Linked DNA regions of Homo sapiens: region 2 is linked to region 1. The links are chromatin loops, found by intact Hi-C in ENCODE. Cell type or tissue: heart right ventricle. All regions are shown on one strand. Links, peaks and the distances in the headings refer to the core of each region. The heading gives the core; the rest is flanking DNA.

The links. Hi-C counts contacts between places; a loop is a spot of excess contacts. Peaks named below come from ENCODE experiments on the same cell type or tissue, not always from the same donor. Only the 100,000 strongest peaks of a DNase experiment are listed, where the experiment ranks them.
Region 2: a loop joins it to region 1, with 1.9 times the contacts of the local background. A loop is called at or near these places in 10 of 110 quality-filtered maps.

The regions. Positions count from the first base shown.
Region 1 is chr13:48,503,363-48,508,741 of GRCh38, forward strand. The region is part of intron 10 of RCBTB2 (RCC1 and BTB domain containing protein 2); the gene reads right to left. LOC124903173 reads right to left here and starts at 3,444. Exons shown (of 1, transcript XM_047430824.1): 1 at 1,022-3,444. The coding sequence starts at 3,345. The coding sequence ends at 2,722. RefSeq lists an enhancer at 2,145-2,414. In heart right ventricle, for the core only: no CTCF peak of the experiment used is centred there; DNase peaks (open chromatin) are centred at 2,459 and 2,826; H3K4me3 peaks cover 890 bases; H3K27ac peaks cover 4,591 bases.
Region 2 is chr13:48,441,976-48,447,354 of GRCh38, forward strand. The region is part of intron 17 of RB1 (RB transcriptional corepressor 1); the gene reads left to right. It also overlaps a transcript of LPAR6 not described here. Among named protein-coding and RNA genes, the nearest start is that of LPAR6, 32 kb to the left of the region's middle. In heart right ventricle, for the core only: no CTCF peak of the experiment used is centred there; no DNase peak of the experiment used is centred there; H3K27ac peaks cover 1,151 bases.

The sequences.
Region 1 (5,379 bases), core at 215-5,214:
ACTTCACCAATTTTTAGAATGCTATGGGTCATTCCAACTCCTATTGCACAGAGTAAATTCAGTAGTTCTACCACACTGGGCTGTATGACCTGGAGCCCAGGAGAGCAGTTTCCTAGGATCACTATGTGATATGCCCTACTGCTCTAAGTTCACGATTGATGAGGAGGTAATTCTCAGAACAATTTTTTTTTTTTAAGACAGAGGAGTCTTGCCTTGTCACCCAGGCTAGAGTGCAGTGGCACAATCTTGGATCTTGGCTCACTGCAACCTCTGCTTCCCAGGCTCAAGCGATCCTCCTACCTCAGCCTCTGTAGTAGCTGGGACTACAGGTGCAAGCCACCACACCTGACTAACTTTTGTATTTTTTGTAGAGACAAGGTTTTGCCATGTTGCCCAGGTTGGTCTTGAACTCCAGAGCTCAAATGATCCGCCCACCTTGGCCTCCCAGAGTGCTGGGATTACAGGTGTGAGACACTGCACCCGGCCTCAGAACACTTCTTAATGGAAAACATTGTCTTGTTGATCTGGAAGTAATTTCTTTTCCATCAGAATAAGCCACCATACAGATTGAAGGAAAATGGTAAACTCTTTTAACCCAGGGGAAGTCCCCATCTTGATTTTGCTACAGCAGACAATGGTACCAGCATCCTCAGAGACTTAGGCTCAGAACTTCAGGGTCATCTTTGACTTCTCCCTCCTCATTTACCACTTTCTTTAGAATATCCAGTTAAATAACAAAGATGCTTTCTTTGTAATGTCTCCCCTCAGCCACCACTGGGGGGTCAGGTACACCCCACATCTGGCCCCTGTAACAGCCTCCCAGGTCTCCCTTGCCTTAGACTCTCTCTTCTGCCCCAACTCACACAGTGCTGGCAGGTTAATCATCCTCTTGGAACACCGTTCTCATCAGAACTTTCACACGGGCAGTGGCTTCTCTCAGATAAAATCCTGACACAAGACATAACTCCATCCATGATTTGGCGTCACCTCTGTACAGACATCTCACAAGTCAATTTTGTCCACACACCCTGTTTCAACAAACAGGCTTTCTCATTGACCTTCAATGACTTCATACATGGTTGTTCAGGAATGTTCTTTCTCTCTGCCTTACAAACCCTACCCATCTTGTAAGGCCCAGTTCAAACTGCCCCAAGTTTGAGGTCTCCCGCTCACCTGAGCTCCTGCAGCACTTCCTGTCCACACCATTCCAGCCTGGCCCTGTTACTTTATGCATCCGTTTCACCTGTTCAGCGAGATGACCAGTTTCTGGCAGGCCTAATCACTGGCTTAATTCTCTCTAAGCACATAACGTGGTGTCTTACTGAATATAATCTATGGGTCACTTTACTGACTGAGGAAGACTCAACAACACAGAGCAAAGGTTGTGTAAGACCCCACTGACACGGGCTAGCACCTGAAGGGTGAGGATGATCCTCCACTGCCTCCTTTAGGCAGTTGCTCTCAAACCAGGAGGGAGGTGTTATCACAGAACCTGGAGCTTGTACCGGCTCGCCTCAGAGGCTGAGACATGCTGTTCTCATGTGCGGTAATCTCACTGACTTATTATGAGGATCGTTCTTAGCCCTTGAAAACCACCCAAAAATACTAGAGGAAAAAAAGGCTACGATGGCCCACAGTGGAGAGCTCAGGATTTGGAGTCAAACCTAGGTTTGTTTTTTATTTCTTTCTTTTTTTTTTTTTTTCTTGCAGCTCCAGCTCAAAGGAAAACAAAAACTGGGTTTGAATCCTCGCTCTACCACTAGGCTGCGTGACTAGCACTAGGCTGCGTGACTAGGGGAATGTCACTTAGCACCTAGGAGCCTTGGTTTCATCACATTGCAAGGGTGGTGTGAGAATCAAGTGATAAAATGTTAAGTGCCAACCAGGCACAATGTCTGGGTGCAAATGGTTGCATGACAATAGAGGTTTCTTTACATTATGATGACTACTCAGCCTTTTAAGTGACAAAGCATCTTTTAGGTGGAGACCATGTATTTCTAGTGATCAATTCAAATTAGTACGACTTTCCCTAGAAGAGTCCTTTCCTGATATTTGCAGGGTTAGGCCAGTCCCCTGGCCTAATCCAGTGCTGTGCAAAAGAACCGTGCCAGACGGGGAAAATGGTTAACAATATTTGGCTTCTCAATCAGCATCATTCTTTTCAACAAATAAAGAAAATGGGAGAAGGAAATAGAATAAACTTATTCAAAGAGAAGTACGTCCACTGTTAGTATCGATTTTACTGGCAAGCCTCCTAAGTTACAAGCAAATGTGAGGATAGCGACATGGTCTGTCTTCGTGGCCTGGTGCTGTGGGCAGGACACGCGGATCAGAGTCAGAGTGTAGTTCTAGGGCCACGTTATTTAAATTCTTATAATCAGCTTTACCATCTTTTCAAAGAAAAAAAAAGATGAGGGGGAACAGGATACAGGCAGCAATCCTCTCACGGTTTGTGGTTTTGTGTACGTGAAATAAGTTCCTTGGCAGAGCTGAGAACCGAAAAAGGCTTCCTTCCGTGACTAAAAGTGTTTACCAGCTGCTGCAGAACTGTGGGCCCGTGATTTAGCTGAGGAACTCATGATTTAGCTGGAGAGAGAAGTCCAGATCTGTGACTTTGCAAATAATTCCCAAATGACATCAGTGTGGCCCTGACTACAAGTCTCCAGTGAGTAAGGAAAAATACCTGGGGGCTCCTCAGGGAATATTTCAAGTAAAAGGGAACTAACTGGGCCATGTATGCTTTGGACTGGCCAGAGCCGTGGAATAAGAGTCTGTGAGGTGGAGAGCAATGCAGGACCAACATGCAGGCAGAGCTGGAGACGGCAGGATGGCAGAGAGCAGCATCGTACAAGACCTGACAGGGACGGAGGCCAACGCCGGGATCGGAGGGCAATGAGGCTTGCCAGGAACAGTGGCGTCGGCTTCAATCCAGAGCCGAAGAGTTCTGATTTGATCTGATGTGATAGGCAAATGGGAAACTGCTTTGTAAACAGGGCCATGATGTGAGGAAATGGTATTCTCAGAAAGACTGACCTGGCCACAGTGGTGTGCAAGACAGGCTGCAAGGGAGAGAAAGAATAGTCTGGAAGGCTGGCTGGGGAGGCCAACCCAAGCTAGGTTGCCAAGGAGTAATGAGGGTGGCCTGGATGTTAATGCAGAGGGAGGGAGAGGAGCGGAAGGTGGCCCAGGGGATGAGTCTAAGAAAACCCCCGGCTGGCAGTGCTGAGGGAGGCAGAAGCCGCGCTGGTCAGGTGGCAGGTGTGGGGGCCAATGTACACATAGCTGAGCAATTAATAAAAGGAAAAAGGGCCTTCTGTGTTTGAACCACCTCAATTGTAAAGCCATCTGGCATTCTCTGGGAGCAGGGGAGGTTAGGGCAGCCCAATGAACAATGTGAAGATAAGCATTTATGAACTGCTCTTCCTTTCTTCAGATTTTAGCACTTTGCAGTGACCTACTAGGCAAAGACTTCTACATTTTTTGGAATCATTTCTGTGTCCTTTGGGGTAATGTTCTATGAAAAATGTCAGTGACTGGAGCACAACAGCATCCTTCACTGATCTGCCCAACATCAGAAAAGCCAAATAATGCGGTTCTTATGTTCCCTTCTGAGATGTTTGTTCTTTGTTATTAGCATCCATGAAAGAGGGTAGCCTCTGCCCCTAGAGCAGCTGGTGACCTGAAGTGGGACACTACTCTCTAGAGAAGGGCTGGGACAGACAGAGCCAAAGGGTGGGTCAGGGAAGGCCATGTGATGCTGCCCGTCCCGGGGCATGGCCTTGTGACATATACCTGGCACACCCGGCTCCACATGGGAAGTCAGGGGTGGGGCGCGGATTTGGTTGGCTGCAGTAGCTGCTACAGGAATGAGAATGCAGAAAGTTTAGAGGGTACTTTCAGGTCTAGGCTTGTGACCCAAGCAACCGCTAAGGAATCCTGCCATTGCCTAAGGTCATCGTTGGTTTTTAAACTGGACTCACACCAAGCAGCAAACACCGACGTTCCAATTTTCCAGCCAGACATGCGACAGACAATGACTATCAACTGAGCTAACCTTTACTGTCAGGATGTCTGGCGTATTTCACACTTTTATTTTGTAGCCAATCTTAATGGGAAAAAAAATCACTACATGTTGATAATAAACAGGTTTTGTGTCACCTTGAGGGAATGATCAACAACAACTGCTGAGCTTATTGGCTATGAAGTACTAGAAATGAAAAAGCAGAGAGTGAGAAAGAATAGAAACTGGAAAACCTTGAGGGGGGTGAAAGGTCATCTGTGAGGGAGAAGAATATTGGAGAAGAAACAGCAAAGATGACAGATCCACAGCAGGGATTCCCAATCCTGGTTTTGTAAGAGCCCAAGTATTATACCAACTACCTCAGAAGTCAAAGAATTCTCAGAAATTCAAGGAAAAGTTAGCTTCACATCAGTTTAGTTTAAAATATGCCGTTAGGGAACGTTAAGAACAAAGATACAAATGTTGGTCAATCTGTCCCCAAGGTACTGAAACTTCAGAAAGATTGGATGACTGGATTAGGAGAAGACAATCATTTTAATCATTAAACTTATTTTTATGTAAACATAAATTGCTGACAAATATCAGTATTCTCCATCATAAATAAAATCTTTTTCTGGGAAAGATTTTAAAAGGTTTCCCTTGGATGGTTGCTCCAGCAAAGAAAACAATGTAGACAGATTTCTCCTTCCCACTTCTGTGAACAGGTAACTAAGAACTGAAACCCACCCCACCCCACATTCAATCCAGTTCCTAATTAGTCAGGCTTTCCTGCAATGGGCCGCAGAAGAGTCAGAAGTAAGGCTCCGGGGTTCCCCAGGGATAAGTTATGACATATACTTGACTTTCCCATCCCTGGAAAGGGTGGAGAAGTGCAGAACAAGTCCCAGCACAGACCTATAAACCCCTCCCTCGGAATACGCCCGTGATTGAGTGCCTGGTTGAAACTGTGCAAGTTCAGAAACCACCACTTGAAATTCAAGTACGGAAAACAGAAAATCAGGAACATCTCATTTAAAACATTCATCCATGTTTTTTTTTTTTTTGAGACAGAGTCTCACTCTACTGCCCAGGCTAGAGTGCAGTGTCGCGATCTCACTGCAACCTCCACTTCCTGGGGTCAAGGGATTCTCGTGCCTCAGCCTCCCAAGTAACTGGGATTACAGGCATGTGCCACTGTGCCCAGCTAATTTTTATATTTTTAGTAGAGACAGGGTTTCACCATGTTGGCCAGGCTGGTCTCAAACTCCTGACCTCAGGTGATCCGCCCGCCTTGGCCTCCCAAAGTGCTGGGATTACAGGCGTGAGTGCCTGGCCCATCCATGATTTTTATAACCAAATTATAATTCAAAAATAACTGC
Region 2 (5,379 bases), core at 207-5,206, 61 kb before region 1:
TACAAGCATGTTTATTTCTGACTTTTAAACTCGAATTCACCCTTCTTGTGTTTTTCTATTCAGTCGTAACCCACTCCTTCTACATCTACAAAATTTGGTGAGGCATCTTTGACTTTCATCATATTCAGACATGCTAGCTTCAAGAACTTTCCTATTCCTCTTTTAATGTCTGTTTCTCACATTGTATTAGTTCCTTTTATAGTATTAATTCTTCCTACAGTATGAATTTTATTTTTTTTTTTTGAAATGGAGTCTTGCTCTGTTGCCCAGGCTGGAGTGCAGTGGCACCATCTCCACTCACTGCAAGCTCTGCCTCCTGGGTTCACGCCATTCTCCTTCCTCAGCCTCCCGAGTAGCTGGGACTACAGGCGCATGCAACCATGCCCGGCTAATTTTTTGTATTTTTTGTAGAGATGGGGTTTCACCGTGTTAGCCAGGATGGATATAGTATGAGTTTTTATTCATTTTGCAAATATTCATCATAGATATTTTTGTCTTATTTCAGTTAGAACAGGATTTTTTTCTTTGGATTCAGAAGGTAACTTTCCTACTGTACTTAGGATAAATTCCACAAAAACTCTTTAACAAGGTTTTTTTCCTGGCTATTAGAAAGGAGGAAGACCCTCACTGAATTGAAGATAGTAATGATGGGTGAGGACTTTGACTTCTGTTAACACCTCATTCAGATAAGTGACTATTTTAGTTTAATTACATGAATTTTGTCATCTCCCTTGGAGCTGCCTCCCAGAGCTGGTATATCAGACATCCTCAAGTAAACCTGGACCCAATTTTAGAAATCTTGGCTAATTTTGAGTTAGGAAGTCCTTTCTTTAAACAATATTTTAAAATTAACAGAACAATCACAAAATATATTTTACATATTGCACTTTTCAAAATACTTTAAATATTTAAAAAAATACCCAACACCACAAAGTAACTTAGTTTAAAATAAAATAAAAATTTTTGAAATCAGACCTAATCAAATTGATATATCTCTCATTTTCTTTGAAAATTTTGACCAAGATATCAATTAATAAATCCACTTTGAAAGACATTTTAAGACATTTAATTAATAAATCCATTTGAAACACATTTTAAAATGTGTTTGTTCATGTGTATAAAATTATGTCATTGATATAACATTACTATTCCTTTAAACATTGTTATGTTCTTAAAAATATCTCCTCTTAGTCTATAATTTAGCGAAAGGATTACTGTTTTGAAAGACTTAAAAAAAATGCTTAGCTATTTTTTAGCTAAGAAAAAAGATTCCTTTTTCAGTAAATGGATAAAGCTGAAAAATAAGAAATTAATAAAATGTTTTAAAGAAAGAGTCATAAATATCTTAATATTTAATTCTAGGAAGCTTCTCTATTCATTTGCTTTTTTATTTTTAAAAAGAAGTTTAAAAGAGTTTTAGTTTTAATATCTATAAACTTCAAATGTTATTCCACACTCAAAAAATATTTCTAATGTATTAAGTCACAGTTTACTAAAATAGCTAAGTTTTCTGATTCATAAAATGAATAATAACACTTAATTTTAAGACTTATTTTGAAGATTAAATGAGGTAATACATTCAAATAAAACCTTTTAAACTGAAAGTACTTTCATTCTTGTGTAAGGAAACCATGAAAGTAAAAGACACATCATTCTATTTTGCCAGTGTATCTTAAATTAACTAGCTTTTATTGTCAGTTTAGTGTTCAGGGCACCAAGGGTACATTTCATACTAAGATTGTGCAAGTGAGAGTAAATGCCTCCTTAAATTTTCCATCTTAGGCACCTCCGTTGCTTTTAGACCTGGCTATGTTTTATATTGCTTATATACATTTTTTTTTCTTTTGGAAAAAAGATAAGCTGAAAAACATTTTTGTTGATGACATGCTATTGCTGAAATAAAAACCCAGAACATAGTGATGTGTAGGAAAAAACTCTCTCAAACCATGTTTTTCTTCTGCTCTCATACCACCACAACAGTTGTCAACACAAAAGACTTCTGTGACAAAATGTGTGGGTTTTTTTCCCCACACACTAAGCAGCAGATACCAGCTGGGCATCCTCCAACTCAGTTCTGATACTGTCTACTTGGAGATAGTGTCAGATCCCACTGGTTGGGGTCTCAGTGCCCATACCTCATACCCCCAGACACCATCCTAGGCCTCCAGAACTTCTGACCTACTGGCTTCAAATTGGGGTTCTCACACCACACTCTTCAGGTTCAATTAATTTGCTGGAGCTGCTCACAAAACTCAAGGATACTGGGCACGGTGGCTCAAGCCTGTAATCCCAGCACTTTGGGAGGTCGAGGTGGGCAGATCACTTGAGGCCAGGAGTTCAAGAACAGCCTGGCCAACATGGCAAAACCCCGTCTCTACTAAAAATACAAAAATTATCTGGGTGTGGTGGCATGCCCCTGTAGTCCCAGCTACTCCAGAGGCTGAGGCACGAGAATCACCTAAACCCAGGAGGCAGAGGTTGCAGTGAACTGAGATTGTGCCACTGCACTCCTGCCTGGGCCGCAGAGCAAGACTGTCTGAAAAAACAAAAAGAAAAAATCAAAGGAAACACACTTACCGGTTTATTACAAAGGATATTGCAAAGGATACAGATGAGGAGATGCGTAGGGTGAGGTATGGGAGCAGGGGTGCAGAGCTTCCATGCCCTCTGGGGGCCACACCCTCCAGAAACCTCCATGTGTTCAGCTATCCAGAAGCTCTCCTAATCCAGTTTTTATGATGTCAGCATTGGGATTTTTATGATGTCAGCATTCCTCCCCTACACTATAGGGCAAAAACCATCTCTGGGGAGGGTCTTAAAGACACACAATTTACAATGATGGGGGAAAAATTAGAGTCCTGCCTTGGAACAGGTTAAAGGAGGGCAAGAGAAGGTCCGAGGCCTGCCCCTGAGGCCTACCACACCAAACGTTATAACAACACAACAGTTTTTATATATTTTCAGTTTTGCATAATATGAAGTTAAAGACTTAAGTAAATTGAGTAAATAGTAGTTTTTTTTTTTTTAATTTCACAGATCAATAGAGTTAACTCCTGAGTTATATGCATACAACCCCAAAGTTGTTTGCTGTCTGGAGCTGTGCCTACACCCGCCTGGCATATTCTTGAGACATTGGAGCTAGGAAGTTGGAAATTGATAGAAAATTTTGTCACTTGTAACAGAGCTAAAGCAATATGGATTATGGTGGACCCTATCACTTGGAATACTTTCCTGAAAGCAACACAGGTCATCATTGCCAAATATTTTTAGGACCCCAATTCTGTACTAAGTGCTAGTGATGTGATAGGAAGCCAGACACAATTGAACTAGCTATCTCTATATTAGTGACTTATCCTAAAACAGAGTTTCTGTTGTAATTGGTTTACTGTTTCTCTTAGAATATTTAAACGTTTTACCATGGTCTTTCAGATTCTGCGTGATCATACAGCAACCTCTTCTTTAGCAACCTCTCCACTATCCCACCCGGGTACTTTAGTTCTGGTGGCCTCTTTCATTTTCTGAAAGAACATCAGTTTCTTAGCATATGATCTTTCATCTTTTGGAAGATCTCTGCCCCTTCTCCTTTCAAAGCACAGCCTCCTTCTCACATTTCAAGACTCAGCGTCCATGTTACCTTCCCAGATCAGCCTTCCTTGAACCCACCCCATCCACCTGGATCTCCCTGTTTATTCTTCATGAGAGAACCCTGTTCTTTCATAGGATTTTTCTGAATTTGTCATCACATACTTATTTCCTTGTTTGTGTGCCTCTTCTCACCAGACCCTGAGCACCGTGTAAGTAGGAACAAAGTATTATTTCAAAGACCCAAGTCTGAAACGGTTTATCTGTTTATACTTAATGGCTAAGGTATACATGTACACGTATTCTATTTGACTAACATTTGAGGTAAAAAACATGGGGGAAAGGAGCAGATAACACATATTTTTAGAGGATTTAGAGTATATATAACTAAGAAGGTTCCCTTTATTTGTTATTTTTTGGGAGGGAATCCTGCTCTGTCACCCAGACTAGAGTACAGTGGCACGATCTCAGCTCACTGCAACCTCTGCCCTCTGGGTTCAAGCGATTCTCCTGCCTCAGCCTCCTGAGTAGCTGGGATTATAGGTGCGTGCCACCATGCCCGGCTAATTTTTATATTTTTAGTGGAGATGGGGTTTCACCATGTTGGCCAGGCTGGTCTTGAACTCCTGATCTCAGGTGATCCACCTGCCTCAGCCTTCCAAGGTGCTGGGATTACAGGCCTGAGCCACCATGCCTGGCCCCATTTTAAATCTTATTCTCACTTTGAGGTGGAGTTAATCTCAGAAAACTTTGAGATTAAGTTATCTTAATATCAACCTTCTCACTTTATTCATTTATTCAACAAATGTTTATTGAGCCCTTACTGTGTGCCAGGTAGTTTTAAACATTGGGGATACTATTGAATAAGATAGACAAAGCCCAAGCCTTCCTGCATCTTGCTTGCTAGTAGCGAGATAATAAATAAGAAAATAAATGAATTTATAACATAACCTCAAGTGGTGATCAATACTATGAAGGAAATAGAGCAGAGGTAGGAGTAGCAAATAAATGGGAATTATGGCTGTCTTAGGCAAGATGTTTAGACAAGGCTTTGCTTAGGAGGTGCTATTTGAGGAGATATGTGAATAATGGAGTGGGGTGAGTCATAGGAAGCATGGTCAAAGAGTATTTTGGGCAGAGGAAACAGCAAGTACAAAAACCCAGAGAAAGGAAGAATTATGCCACAGTCATGGAATAGAAAGATGACCAGGATGGCTGGAGTAAGAAGAGTGTTAGAGCATGAGGTCTGAGAGGTATCAAGGGGCCAGAACTCATGTAGTGTTTTGTAAACCAAGATAAGGCATTTGAATTTATTCTACGTGTGACAGGAAGCTCTTGCAGGGTTTTGAGTGTGGAGGTGGGTTAGGGAGTAACATATTAGCTCTATGAGGACATCTAGGAGGCAGCAAGAGTAGAAGTATGGAAACCAGTTTGTAGGATGCTTTTGCAGTGGGACAGAAAAGAGATAAGAATTGCTTTGACTCTAGCAATGGTACAGGTAATGAAAAGAAGTCAAACTTGGAATATATTTTGAATTTAGAGCCAATATGACTTGCCTGGTGTCTTGGATAAGTATGAGAGAAAGAATAATAATGATGACTCCTTGTCTTTTTTGCTTTGGGCAACTGGATACAAGGAGTGATTTAATGATATGGTAAAGACTAGGGAGAAGCAGTCGTTTTTGGGGGGTGGTAGAGGATGATTAAAGTTTATTTTATACATAGACATCAAGTGAAGATGTTGAGTAAGGTCAAATAGGGCAGATGCTTCTGAAATACTCCTTCAAGGCTATTTAGT